2 separate regions of the Homo sapiens genome follow, and region 2 is linked to region 1. Evidence: chromatin loops called from intact Hi-C (ENCODE). Cell type or tissue: psoas muscle. All regions are shown on one strand. Links, peaks and the distances in the headings refer to the core of each region. The heading gives the core; the rest is flanking DNA.

The links. Hi-C counts contacts between places; a loop is a spot of excess contacts. Peaks named below come from ENCODE experiments on the same cell type or tissue, not always from the same donor. Only the 100,000 strongest peaks of a DNase experiment are listed, where the experiment ranks them.
Region 2: it touches region 1 in a loop (8-fold over the local background); 1 of 110 quality-filtered maps calls a loop at or near these places.

What each region holds. Positions count from the first base shown.
Region 1 is chr14:64,483,883-64,491,461 of GRCh38, reverse strand. ZBTB25 (zinc finger and BTB domain containing 25) reads left to right here. Exons shown (of 3, transcript NM_006977.5): 2 at 922-1,101; 3 at 3,405-7,579. The coding sequence starts at 929. The coding sequence ends at 4,539. Among named protein-coding and RNA genes, the nearest start is that of ZBTB25, 16 kb to the left of the region's middle. In psoas muscle, for the core only: no CTCF peak of the experiment used is centred there; no DNase peak of the experiment used is centred there.
Region 2 is chr14:65,078,763-65,086,341 of GRCh38, reverse strand. All of the region lies in intron 3 of MAX (MYC associated factor X), which reads left to right. Among named protein-coding and RNA genes, the nearest start is that of MAX-AS1, 7.4 kb to the left of the region's middle. In psoas muscle, for the core only: no CTCF peak of the experiment used is centred there; no DNase peak of the experiment used is centred there; H3K4me3 peaks cover 457 bases; H3K27ac peaks cover 2,524 bases.

The sequences.
Region 1 (7,579 bases), core at 1,383-6,382:
GACAGAGTCTCACTGTTGCCCAGGCTGGAGTGCAGTGGTGTGATCACAGCTCACTGCAGCCTTGACCTCCCAGTCTTAAGTGATCCTCCTGCCTCAGCCCCTCAAGTAGTTGGGAGTACAGGTGCATGCCACCATACCTAGCTAATTGTTTTATTTTTTGTGGAGATGACGTTTCACTATATTGCTCAGGTTGGTCTCCAATACCTGGGCTCAAGCAACCCTCCTGCCTCATCCTCCCAAGGTGCTGGGATTACAGGCATGAGCCACTGCGCCAGCTTAAGTTCTTTCTCAGGAGGCTCTTGGGCCACAAGTAAATTGGGGATGTGGCTTGACATCTATTTTAAGAGTTCCTGAGCTACTGTGATGATAAGTCCCCCAAACATTTGATGAGAGTTGGGAAGCCAGTATCCCCTGAGCACCAGAGGATCCCTGAGGAGGAGTGACATCTCTAGCTCAGCCAGGATACCGTGTTATGTTATTAACATTTATAGCTAACATCGAATAGCAGTTTCCATTACAACATGATTTTCACATAAGTTATTTAACTCTGAGGCAGGAATCAGTATCTCATTTTCATTTTTCTAATGAGGAAACAAGATTAGAAACATTGTGTTCACATAGATGGAAAAGGACAGGTCTGTCTTCATGTGTCACTCATACCAAGCTATCTTCTTACCAGATGAAAAAGGGTCATATTTTATGGTTCAGCAGAGTTTATATCAGTTGTCATAATGGAGGAATTTAGTGTTAGCCGTGTTTGCAGTGAAAGTAATAGGATTGAAAACTTGAATAATTTCATTTAAATTTAGATCTCCTTGTTACTCTGTAGGTTTGTGTGAACTGTAGACAATTTTGTATTAATAAAAAATAATGCGTATATACATACACACCTATCTACATTTATCTTGTCCTTTTTTTCAGAACCACAATGGACACTGCCAGCCATAGCCTTGTTCTTCTCCAGCAGCTGAACATGCAGCGAGAATTTGGTTTTCTGTGTGATTGCACAGTTGCAATTGGAGATGTTTACTTCAAAGCCCACAGAGCAGTGCTTGCTGCTTTTTCTAACTATTTCAAGATGATATTTATTCACCAAACAAGGTAAGGATGTGTTTTTGTAAATAAGAATTTTTAATATTGTGATTTATATAAGCTTTATTATAGTATCATTTTGGAAATTCTTTGTTACGGAGTCACACTAAGAAGTAAAATTATAATTTTTTTTTTTTTTTTTTTTTTTTTTTTTTTTTTTTGGCGACAGAGTCTTGCTCTGTCACCCAGGCTGGAGTGCAATGGTTCAGTGTCGGCTCACTGCAACCTCTGCCTCCCAGGTACAAGCGATTCTCCTGCCTCAGCCTCCCGAGTACCTGGGATTACAGGCGCCTGCCACCACGCCCGGTTAATTTTTGTATTTTTAGTAGAGGCAGGGTTTCACCATGTTGGCCAGGCTGATCTCAAACTCCTGACCTCAGGTGATCCGCCTGCCTCAGCCTCCCAAAGTGCTGGGATTACAGGCATGAGCCACCATGCCTGGCCAAATTATAATAATTTTTTATACATTAGTAATTAAACTCAGTGTGTAGGATCCATAATGGAAAATAAGAATGAAAATAAGAATAGCTAAAATTGGCTGGGCGCCATGGCTCACGCCTGTAATCCCAGCACTTTGGGAGGCCAAGGTGGGCGGATCACAAGGTCAGGAGTTCGAGACCAGCCTGGCCAATATGGTGAAACCCCGTCTCTACTAAAAATACAAAAATTAGCCAGGCATGGTGGTGGGCGCCTGTAGTCCCAGCTACTCGGGAGGCTGAGGGAGGAGAATTGCGTGTACCTATGAGGTGAAGGTTGCAGTGAGCCGAGATCGCGCCACTGCATTCCAGCCTGGGTGACAGAGCGAGACTCTGTCTCAAAAAAAAAAAAAGAAAAAGGAAAGAATAGCTAAAATTTATTGAAGGCTTATCCCATACCCAAGCACTAAGTATTTGCCCTATAATGTAAATTCTACTGCTGTCCCTATTTCAGGAAAAAGAAAACTGAGACTGAGTTAAGTAACATGCCCATGCAGGATTATACAGCTAATAAGTTAGATGCAGATTTGTCTGAAGCTATGTCTATGCTTTTAGTCACTAAGCTGTTAATTTTTGTTTCATATAACACTTTTGTTTTTTTTATTTTTTATTTTTATTTTTTTTGAGACGGAGTCTAGCTCTGTCACCCAGGCTGGAGTGCAGTGGTGCCCAGGCTGAAGTGCAGTGGCATGATCTCAGCTCACTGCAACCTCCGCCTCCCAGGTTCAAGCAATTCTCTTGCTTCAGTCTCCCTAGTAGCTAGGACCACAGGTGTGCGCCACCACACCCGGCTAATTTTTTGTAATTTTAGTAGAGACAGGGTTTCACCATGTTGGTTAGGCTCCTCTTGAACTCCTGACCTCAGATGATCCACCTGCCTCGGCCTCCCAAAGTGCTGGAATTACAGGCGTGAGCCACCGCACCCTGCTGATTTCAATAGGTTCTTTCAGAAGTTTTAAGATATCTTTATTGTGGCTATAAACATATAAAATTTGCCATTTTAACCATTTTTAATTATACAATGCAGTGGTGATAATCACATTCGCAATGTTGTACAACCATTACCACTGTCTATTTCCAAAACTTTTTTATCACCCCAAACAGAAACTTTGTACCCATTAAGCAATAACTCCCCATCTCACCCTCTCAACCCCCAGAAACCGCTAATTTACTTTCTATCTCTATGAATTTGCCTATTCTAGATATTTTATATAATACTTGTCCTTTTGTGTCTGGCTTATTTTACTTAGCATGATATTTTCTGGGTTCTCCATGTTGTAGCATGTATCAGAACTTCCTTCTTTTTATGGTTGAATAATATTCCATTGTGTGTGTAAGCCATCTTGTGTTTATCCACTCATCTTTTGGTGAACACTCAGCTTCTTTCTACCTTTTGGCTACTGTAAGTAATGTTGCAGTGAACATTGGCATACAGGTATCTGTTTGAGTCCCTGTTTTTAGTTCTTTTGATCGTTTACTTGATAGACTGTTAAATTCCTTAAGAGCAGGTACCTATTTTATTCATCAGTTTTCTACCGCTGGCATCTAGTATAGTGCATATCACTTAGGAGTCACTTGATTAATGTTGAACTATTCAGAATGTATGTCTGTGTTTCCTAACTTTAGGCAGTAGATTGAATACATGAAGACTTTTTGCTAGGCCATAAAGTTGGTATAAAATGAAAGTTTAAGCCTTTGTTGCCATGTTTTATTAAGGCAGATTGCTAGGTTCGAACTTCTTAGGAAGAAATTGCTTTAGTCTCAGACTATACTGTTAACTGAAAGGCCAGCTAGGTTGTGTTTCATTTCTTGTGGGTCTGTTTTTGTTTTTAACAGTGAATGCATAAAAATACAACCAACTGACATCCAACCTGACATATTCAGCTATTTGTTGCACATTATGTACACGGGGAAAGGGCCAAAACAGATTGTGGATCATAGTCGTTTGGAGGAAGGGATTCGATTTCTTCACGCCGACTACCTTTCTCACATTGCAACTGAAATGAATCAAGTGTTCTCACCAGAGACTGTGCAGTCCTCAAATTTATATGGCATTCAGATCTCAACAACCCAAAAAACAGTTGTCAAACAAGGACTGGAGGTCAAAGAAGCTCCTTCCAGTAACAGTGGAAACAGAGCTGCTGTCCAGGGTGACCACCCCCAGTTGCAGTTGTCTCTTGCTATTGGTCTGGATGATGGCACTGCAGACCAGCAGAGGGCCTGTCCTGCCACCCAGGCCCTGGAGGAGCACCAGAAGCCCCCAGTTTCCATCAAGCAGGAGAGATGTGACCCAGAATCTGTGATCTCCCAGAGCCACCCCTCACCCTCATCAGAGGTGACAGGCCCCACTTTTACTGAAAACAGTGTCAAAATACACTTATGCCATTACTGTGGGGAACGTTTTGATTCCCGTAGTAACCTAAGGCAACATCTCCATACACATGTGTCTGGATCCCTGCCATTCGGTGTCCCTGCTTCCATTCTGGAAAGTAATGACCTTGGTGAAGTGCATCCCCTTAATGAAAACAGCGAGGCCCTTGAATGCCGCAGGCTCAGCTCCTTCATTGTTAAGGAGAATGAACAGCAGCCAGACCACACCAACCGGGGTACCACAGAGCCTTTGCAGATCAGTCAAGTATCTTTGATCTCCAAAGACACAGAGCCAGTAGAATTAAACTGTAATTTTTCTTTTTCAAGGAAAAGAAAAATGAGCTGTACCATCTGTGGTCATAAATTCCCTCGAAAGAGCCAATTGTTGGAACACATGTATACACACAAAGGTAAATCTTACAGATATAACCGATGCCAAAGGTTTGGTAATGCATTGGCCCAGAGATTTCAGCCATACTGTGACAGCTGGTCTGATGTCTCCCTGAAAAGTTCTCGCTTGTCACAAGAACACTTAGACTTGCCTTGTGCCTTAGAGTCAGAGCTCACACAAGAAAATGTGGATACTATCCTAGTTGAGTAGCAGCTTCTCTTTCAGAATTTTTATACCAATTCTGAAAAAGAAAATTTGCGTGGCATTTTTAATTCATAAATTATTTTCCTCCTCAAGTTTCATTGACTTTTTTTCTTCACAGCTTATCCATGGTTTTAAGGTTGTATATATTAGATCTTCTCATAAGACATATTAATATGTGGCTATTAAAATGTAACATTCAATTACTACTGTGAACTTTTCACAAACGAAATAACAATTTAGAAATCAGAAATCAATGTAGAAATATGGAAACCTTAAATAGTTATTTATAGAATTCTAAGTTTTTCCAGTTATAGAATCAGTAAAATCAAATTGAATATAAAGTAAATGAAATCTGTTTTAAAGCATATTCTAAACTATCACTTCTGCCTACATTTCACATGAATTCACTCCTACCAGGATTATTTTTAAATATTTTCTTCCATATAGGAAATTAATAGTTACTTTAATGCATAACTGTATGTTATACATATGTTATAATGTATAAAAATTTATTTTAAGATATACCAAATCATGAGTAGTTTTATTTTTTAACTACTAGCTCCACAACATCTTACCTACATGGCTTCTCTTTACTTTTTAACATTGAGTATACCTCTTTTTTTTTTTGAGACAGAGTCTCTCTGTGTCGCCCAGGCTGGGGCGCAGTGGCGCGATCTCGGCTGACTGCAAGCTCCGCCTCCCGGGTTCACGCCATTCTCCTGCCTCAGCCTCCTGAGCAGCTGGGACTACAGGCGCCCGCCACCACGCCCAGCTAATTTTTTTGTATTTTTTTAGTAGAGACGGGGTTTCACCGTGTTAGCCAGGATGGTCTCGATCTCCTGACCTCGTCATCTGCCCGCCTTGGCCTCCCAAAGTGCTGGGATTACAGATGTGGTATATCTCATTTTTAATAAAAAAAACAGTTAAAGGGAGAAGAGTCAGAGAGACATTAAAAAATATTTAAGAAACAGTAAGATATACACACATAGATAAATAAGCATGCAGAGACAGAGACTGAGCTAGAACTGCATTGACTAAAAACCCCAGGGTTGTTAACTTGGTCTAGAGTGTTTTCTTAGACACCTTAAAAAGTAATTTGAGATTTTATGACCAGAGGTTTACATGAGTTGAAAGAGAATGATGATAAAATATAAATCATGTTTCTACCCTCAGCGTCAGGATTTTTGGGGCTTCCTGGGTTGATTTTAATTTTCTAAAAATCACTGAAAAAGTAATTTTTCAGTGGCACAGTTTTCACTTTTTTCCTGATCCATAAAACCAGCAAAGTGGATACATTCAGTGTTCTATAACTACATTTAAGATCCATGATGTTAGCTTTTCCTCTATAAATCAACTTAACTCTCTTTTATAATGGTGACACTTACAAAGCTAAAACCCCAGGAAAATTAAAGTTGATGAAAGAAATAACAGATTCCCCGGCTCTATATACCTGGGAAATAGCTGGTTAAGCTTCACCACAAAGGATAGATCTAAATTGTTTCTGAAATGTTTAAATTTCAAACCCCGCATAGTCAAGGATAATAAAACAGACTCATCTTTTTTTGCCCTCTTGTTAAATTCTAAGCTTCACGGGCATTTGAATACATCTAAAAAATTTGGTTTGTGAGCCTTAGAATTTAACCACTTACAAAACTCTTGAGCTCCCTCCACTTCTGAGGACGTTTCCTGACACATTCAACAGCATCAGCGTCCAATCAGGAGGGAGCTCAAAGAGTAATCCAGCTAATTCTAAGGACACAAAGGTTTTCTCTAGGTAAACAGTTTAGGTAAATTACAAAGTGGTAAGTTTTTCTTGAGGATTGAATGAAGAAAGCTACTGGATATTGTGTAAGGCAGTTGAGTTTCTGCCTTAAACAAGTGAGTAAAGGCTCCTATGGTTAAGACTGATGTGTGTTGAGAGCACATCTAACTTGATAAGATCAATTGTATTGGGAGTAATTAAAACAAATGTATGTTCTTTGGGGTCAGAACTTTGTCTAATCTTAAACTTTTTTCTACCAATTCACTTAAGCAACTATTGAAATTTGTACTGCCCTCAAAAATATCATCTCATTGGAAGAACACAAGTATTAACATTGATTTTTTGTATTTTAGGCTAGTTAAGATATATTTCCTAGCCTTCTTCAATTCAAATTCTATTGTTCTTATTAAGATAATTTTTCTCCTCTATATTCTTCCCTGTTTGCCTACTCATTATTATTATTTTTTTAATTTAATTTTTTTTTAAGATGGAGTTTCACCCTTGTTGCCCAGGCTGGAGTGCAATGGCGTGATCTCGGCTCACTGCAATCTCTGCTGCCTGGGTTCAAGCGATTCTCCTGCCTTAGCCTCCCAAGTAGCTTGGGATTACAGGCATGCACCACCATACCCAGCTAATTTTGTGTTTTTAGCAGAGACAGGGTTTCACCATCTTGGTCAGGCTGGTCTGGAACTCCTGACCTCAGGTCATGCACCAGCCTCGGCCTCCCATAGTGCTGGGATTACAGGTGTGAGCCACCGTGCCAGGCCCACTCATTATTCTTTGACACAGGAAATCCTTGTATATAGCTAAAGGGTGGAGGTAGAGTTGTACATGGTTGGTTGGATAAGACAGCAAGTGCCTCAGGGCAGAGTTTGGATAAATGGTAAGAGTTTGCTAGCAGCTGATTGGCCGTGATAGACAACACTCATTTAAAGCAGAAATATATCTGTTCGTTGAGAGTTAAGAAAATAGTGGTTAACTGTATTTCTATTCTTATAGTTCCTTTTAATATTAGAAATTCAAAGCAAATGCTCTTTCCTTGTTCCTTAAAACATTCATTCTGTTTAGGAAGTGGGAAAATATCAACTTCATTTTATAGAAAAAAAATCCCAAAAGCTGAATTCCAGAGATGCAGTGAATAGTGGTGTGGGACTGACCCCCAGTTTTTGTTATTGTTGTTTTCATTTATTCTGCAGGCTTTTTTTTTTTTTTTTTTTTTTTTTTTTGAGACAGTCGTGCTGTGTCGCCAGGCTGGAGTGCAGTGGTGCAATCTCAGCTCACTGC
Region 2 (7,579 bases), core at 1,461-6,460, 590 kb before region 1:
TGCCTGTTACCTAGTTCCAAAGTTGCTTCCACATTTTCAGGTATCTTTTCAGCAGTGCCCTACTCTACTGGTACCAATTTACTGCATTTAGTCCATTTTCATGCTGCTGATAAAGACATACCTGAGACTGGGCAATTTACAAAAGAAAGAGGTTTAATGACTTACAGTTACATATGGCTGGGGAGGCCTCACAATCATGGTGGAAGGCAAGGAGAAGCAAGTCACGTTTTACATGGATGGCAGCAGGCGAAGAGAACTTGTGCAGGGAAACTGCTGTTTTTAAAACCATCAGCTCTCACGAAATTTATTCCCTATCACAAGAACAACATGGGAAAGACCAACCCCCATGATTCAATTACTGCTCACTAGGTTCCTCCCCCGACACATGGGAATTGTGGGAGTTAAATTCAAGATGAGATTTGGGTAGGGACACAGCCAAACCATATCAACCCCTCTTCTGTTTGCCCAGGAATTTCATTCTCAGCTTATCTGAGTGCTTTGCTTTTCTCAAGGTCCAACCCCAGCCACACTGCCCAGGTGACTTGGGGGTTCCATATTGATGAGCCCTGCTCACAAGGCCTACCTGCAGCCTGTCCTCTATTTCCTGAGTTCCCCCCTTCCCTCAGTCTCCAGCTCCTTGCCTTAGAGGCCAATATCAAATACTGCCCCTCCCTTAGAACTCTCCCTTGAACCTCTGTGGCCTTTTGTGGGACCTCTCCTCAGTCTCCCTAATTTCTGTGATTAACTTATCACCTAATTAAATGGTATGCTCCTGTAGGGCAGAAATCTAATTATTCCTTCTGGGAGACTGTCATACAGAATGAGAGAGGTCTCACTCCCCCAAGAGTACTAGAGAGCTCTTCACCTAACATTTTTCGCATCTTGAGATTCGGAAGGATAGAGATTGATTACTAGGCCTTGCCTTTAGCATTTTTGTTTTCTCCAACAAAATTGCAAAAACTTTAGAAAAATGGGAAGAAGAAAAAACATGAATCCCTCCTTCCTCTAACACAACTACAGCCTTCCCTTTGGCTATGACAAATGCTGCCCAACAGAAATTTAGCATGAGTCACAATTGCATTTTAAATATAACTTAAATACAATTAAATTTTCGAGTAGAACCAATTAAAAAGTTAAACAGGTGAAAATTTGAATAATATAATTTATTTAGCCTAATATTCAAAAGTAAGTATGATCTCAACATGTAATCAATATATTTAAAATTATTTATTCACCAAGTCTTTAAATTCAACTTAACAGCACATCTCAATTCAGAGTACTCACATTTCAAGTGTTTATTAGCCACATGTGGCTAGTGACTATCAGATCAGATAGTATAATCCAAAAATAGACTCTCCGTACCCCCCCTGCCCCATTTAATGTGACTAAAATTAGACATCATCTTAAAGTGGATGTGAAAAGAAACCTGCCTCCTTTTTTTCTCCCCAAAAGCTGCTATTGTTCAATCCATGGATTTATTGATGGAGTCTAACAAGCAAGGAAATATAGTGTTATCAATTTGTGTATTCCTTCCTGGTCTCTTCATCTACATGCTCCCCACAGGGAAAGTACTATTTATAGCTTGCTGCTTTTACATAATATATTTTTTCGCTAGGTCATACAGTGTGCTCATGTTTAGTCATTAGGCATGTTTCTTTTGGGCAATTGGGGTTGCATTCAATTTTTAAAATTTAAAATTTATAATTATAATATGGACATCTCTGTATATGTAGCCATTTCCATAGACTCCAAGAAGTTGGATTTCTGGGTTGAGGGGTGCGAGCATCTGACCTTTTTCCGTGTGTTGCCAAAATGCTTTCCAAGAGGATTGTTTTTATATCCTCTTTCTTCCATTTCTTTCTTTTTTTCAAGCAAATTCTAAAGAGTAGTCTTTTGGTAGTGTTTTGAGAGTACCAGTTTCATTATCACTGGAATTTTTTTTTTTGGAAGAGGGTAACTAATTCAGTAAACAAAAGTTAGTAATTTTGTATTCTATTTATTACTTGTGAAATTAATTGCTTTTCCACATGTTTATTTACTAGCTCTATTTCCTCTTTTGGAAATTGTGTACTCCTGTCCTTCATCGTCAAAGTTTGATGCAGAAATGCCACACCTTCATTTCAAGCTACCAAGTGCACAAGAAAAAAGAATGCAAGATTTAAAAAATGATTGTTTTGACCCCTTACACAAATGTCTTACTCCTGGCTTTAATTAAGCTGCTTGAGGGCTGATAGCTCTGCCTTACCCTGGTAATCAGCAAAATGGTCCTGTGGCTGGGGAGGCCCTGGCAGCAGGAAGCCTTCAAGGAGCCATGGGTCTGTGCTGACTCTGGCCTTACAACCTTCCAGCCTCCTTTGCTGGCATTGATGGGGTTCCATTTTTGAATGAACTAGTTTAATGTGGATCCAAATTTATTGTGCATATTCTTTCGTTTTGGTTTTCAAAAGATGGCTTATTCACATGGAAATGTACACCAGTTTAGCCCTGGGCCCTCCCTTTACCTTCATATGTGTAAAAGCTTACACAGGTTTCAGAAAATAAATGGTTTCATTTTCTCTAAAATAACTAGTACAAAATAAAACAGATGTCAGTTGTTGAGTCCAGCAGTACCTCTTTTTTCATCCCTCCAGATATGGCATTTTGGTTCTTAGGGGAACAAGACAGCTGTAACATCAGCCCACTGGCATCTGTTTTGGGCACTGAAGAGGAAAAGTGTTCAGTAGAGTTAAGATTATTGTTTCTCACGTCAGCATTGGGACCCTAGGGAAGGGCAGTGGTGTTCCTAATGTTAACAATCTAGCACTACTATTCTTTTCCTCACCTCTCCCCACCCACTTTCTAAAACAACTTGAAGTTTTACAGAAATCCAAGTTACTGTGATAAAATTTATAACTCCAGAAATATTTGGAACTCTTGCCTTACATTGAAAATTTTTGAGAACCATTGCTTTAAATGAGATTTAATAACCTTGGACTTCGTCTGAAGCATCAGTGCTAACAACTTCAGGAGTCATTTGGGGCCTTAAACGGTTCTATTTAGAATCCAAGTCTTTTGGGTCTGAGGCCTTTTGTGACATATGTAGTCAGTTCTTGCTGTGATGTGTGGGGTGGGTGGATGCTGTTCAAAAGCAGAGGTCTGACAGTGGGTGCCTCTGCTTGAGAGGGTTGGCCTTCCCTCTGTCTGCTTACTGCCTTGGGAGGGAATGCAAATGGACACGTAGCTGCAGCATAAACAGTAGGAGGGACAGGAACCTGGCAGACCCTCTGCCACACCCTGGGTCCCTTCTACATTATTCATTTTGCTTTTATCCTTCTGGGCTGCCAAGAGGTAATGAAGCCAGCAGTGTACTGTGGGAAGCTGACATCCCCCACCTAACCTTCCACTTCTGCCCTCCAGACCAGATGGTTAGGTCAGTTCTCTCAAGCTCGCTTGCATCTTGAGGCTTTTCCTTTCAATGTGTTTCTGCTAGAAGCCTGTTTAGTTCTCACCTGTCTTTAAAATAGAAAGAAAAATAACCTTCCTTCAATGCTGCTATCCTGCTATTACAAACTACCATTTTTCACTTTTTTTTTTTTATACAGGGTCTCACTCTTTTTTTTCAGGCTGGAGTGTGTTGGCACAAGCCTGTCTCACTGCAGCTTCAGCCCCATGGGCTCAAGAGATCCTCCCACCTTTGCCTCCCAAGTAGCTGGGACCACATTCGTGTACCACCATGCCCAGCTAATCTTTTGATTTTTTTATAGAGCCCAAGTGTCTTGCTGTGTTTTCTAGGCTGGTCCCCAACACCTGAGCCCTAGTGATCCTCCCACCTCAGCCTCCCAGGGTGCTGGGATTACAGGCATGAGCCACTGCACCTGGCCTACTTCTTACTTTTCAACCAAATTCTGAAGACTAGTCTTCATCATTGCCTCACTTGCAACTCAATTCTTATGCCTGTTACCGGTGCAGAGACAATTTACCATTGGGCTTCGGCTGTCACTCCTCCAAGAAAACCACCTTCACTAGGGTCTTCCATTTGACGTCCTTGTAGGCAAATCAGGTGACTTTCGTAGTCCTTTTCCTCCTCCAACTTTCCCCTCCATGACAACAGTGTCCCTGCAATTCTATTGATCTTTTTAAATTAGTTCCATAGCTTCCCCTGTGTTCCCAAAGTATGAGTGTCCTGGAGGCTTGGATTCAAATCCTGACTCAACTTCCTATTAGTTTACATAACATTGGGTAAATTACAGCTCTGTGTCTCGGTTTCCTCATTTATAAAATAGGGAAAACATCAGAAGGTTGTGTGAGGATGCCTGACACTTAGTAAGTACTCAGTAAGTGTTAGTGCTGCCATTGTTACCACCCCCATCATCATTGTCACTTGTGTTGCTATGTGCAGCCATGGCTTTGGAGCAAGATCTCGCAAGGCTGCCCAGTATCCCTTTGTGTGGCTCCCAGAGGTGAGAGAGAGGCCTGCTGAGCCCTTTGCGTTTGCTTACATGGCTACATGGGAGGCCTGGCTACCTCTTCAGTCCCTTCAGCCACCATCCACCCTGTCTCAGGGCTCCATCCAAGCCATTTAAAGAGCCATTTCTGTTCACAAAGACAGACTCAAAATTATGATTCTGCTAATTATAAAAACTATCAGGAAAAAAATTTTCAGGCTTTTACTGAGTACCCAAGGCAGCACTTGCTCTGTGGACATGTTGACTTACCAAGTTCTATCTGATCAGTCACACTCACATGAAGATAGGCAGTTGACTCAGCTGACTTAGAGCAATTTTCAGAAAACAGAAACTGAAAGTCCAGGGTTATTCCATAGTCCATGCCATAAATCCCAGGGTTTCTTGCTGGTTTCGTGTTTGCTGGTCACATATTATAAACTCATAAAGACAAGGAAGGCCCTGCCCCCACCTTCATCCTGTGTTTGGCCACATGATCTTGTATGGAGTGGAAAGATGGGAGGGGAGGATTGCAGGTGAGTCTAGCATTTTTAGCTTCAGCCTTTTGCTTTTTCTTTCCTGGACTACATGCACATGCAAATTTGGGGTATTTCTGTATTTTGTGCTTTAAATTTTTTTCTTGTTGGGCCTTAATTCTTGTTGGGTACCCTGGGAAGAGTAAAATAAAGTTAACTCTGAACCATTCTTTTGGACTTGCTGAGGGATCAGGGCACCCTAAGTGACCAGGGGCACTTCTGCTTTCAGCAGAGGATGGAGGAAGGGCTGTGCTTAGCATTCTGAAGGCCTCGTTCTGAGTTTAAACCAATCCAGCCTTCTTTGGACTCCTGTTGTTCCCAAGACACTATGTTCTGAACATCTATGAATTTTATCTTCATCCAAAAATTACCCTGAAATGGAAACTGCCATCCCTCACAGATCTTTTTCTCTCTTCTGGCTTGTTTTGCTGTGCTTACTGCTCACTTTTCACTTCTTGATCCTAATTCCCTGGTTTCATGTATAAATATTTGAAGGAGAAACTGGTAGCAAAAAGGCTGTTACTCAGTCTGGTCATTCATTAAAAGTTATCACTGAACATTTGCAAGTGCTCTCTGGTTTCAGAGATTGTGCATTTTTTCCCTTGTCCCGGATGCACATGGGTAGTTAAGAGCTAATGTTGCCTTCTGGGAACTATTAGTTGAAAAAATAGCTTTTACATAGGCAAATTTAAATAGAGGGATGTAAATTACATCAGTGATGGAAAGGGTAGACTTTGGAGGGCTAGATGGGGTCTTAGAGAATTTCTAGTCAGATGAGGAATAGGCAAGGTGAGAAATGTGTCTGCAGCTACAGAACCCATTAATGACAAGCATGCAGAGCACTCCTCTGTCCTCTAATTCCCAAATTCTTCCTTGCCACTCTACCACCTCTTATCAATACTAATCATTTTTCATTCCATCTCCAGTATCCAGAGAGGAAGGTATTTTAATTAGTCCCTTCTAATTATGTGCTCCTTTTTTCCACCCCATTTTGTCACCTAATAAACCCTAATAAGGTCCCTTTGTAGAAATGGGAAACAGTGTCTGAAGTATCCATTGCTAGGCTAGGAACTCTCATTCCTTCTGCATAAGCTGACTGACTCAACTAAAGAAACGCATCTCACTTTTTCCCCATCCCATCTTGACTGTGCTATTCCAAACGCCACCTTGGTCTAACACAGGGCTCACCATTTCAGATAGGAGCGTGTTGCATGCACACATGCAGCACCAAGGCCAATGCGTAGCACACAGTAGGTAATCACCCCAGCCAGAAGCCATCTTTCCCGTGGTGTCTCTAGTCTCTGCTAGTCAGGTTACGCTTGTCAGCACTGCCCTGTGATATTTCCATGTATAGACATATTTATCTCCTCAACTAGATAGTAAGTAAGCTTTGGGGCAAAGAAGCCATGACTAATACATTTTGTTTCCCCACAGTATCTGCCTAGTATCTTGTACGTAATTTGCACCTGATAAAAATGGTTGATTATGAACAATTTCCTTGAGGAAATTACCTTAAGGGTGCTAAAGAGGAAAGCCTGGAAATTCTAGTACTTGTGAGGACTTATGAATAAGCACGGGCCTTACAAACCTTTCTGAAACTCAGCCCAAACTGAGGCCTATAAATTGAGATTGTTAGGATTTAATATGAGTAGATCTGGTTTTGCTAGCCACGGTGTACATGTTTTCTTTGTCTTTCTCCCGCTGTTGTGTTCTGGTTGTTTAGGACCCATTGGGCTTGTAATACAGAATTGTCAAGCACTCCCTACCCTGAGTAAGAAGCTTTCCGGCTGCTCAGGAGTCTCTGGCTGGAAGGCCATACTTAAGCTACTAGGCTACCCCGCCTTGAGCTTCGCTTGGCTTTGTACTATTCTACCAGTTTGGCTGGCTGCCTGGCCATAAGTAACTCTGACTATGTTTGTAGCCTGGAGAGAATCTCCCAGACAAGTTTGATGTCTAGGGGCACAGTAACATGACATCCATGTTATTGACTTACGAACTTACTCTAGCAAGGCAGTACCCAGGCAACCCACAGCCATTGTAGAGGTGTGGTTGTTTCCTGAAATGGCCCAATCTCATGCTCTTCCTGTGTTGACATCAAGCACCGACAGCTTTTTATGAAAGTCTCTTTAGCCAGGAAGGCTGAAGTAGTGACACAGCAGCATTGTTCAGTTCGGAATAGTTAACAGTGGTTTCAGAGTTTGGCTGGAATCTTGGGTCTTGATGAAACACATTGTACCCATTCCTGTCTCAAGCCAGGCCCTAGCAGAATTAGTGACCTAAAGCTTTCATTTAAGTAGTATTTTAATGTTTCCAGACATAGCCAAGCTAAAGACTTTAAAGCAACCTAAAGAACCAGAGGAGATGGGAGGAGTACAGTTCAGGAGTCGGATGGCTCTGAGTTTAAAGCCAGGCCATGCTACTGTGCAGCTGGTGATTTTGAATAAAGCGGTGTACTTCTCTGATCCTTGGGTTCTTAGTAGAGCTACCTCTGAGACTAATCTTGTGAGTTAAGCTCTGTAAAGCACTTGGCACCTTGTATGTCACAAAGAAGGCCTTCACGGATGCAGTGGCTCACGCCTGTAATCCCAGCAGTTTGGGAGGCCGAGGTAGGTGGATCACCTG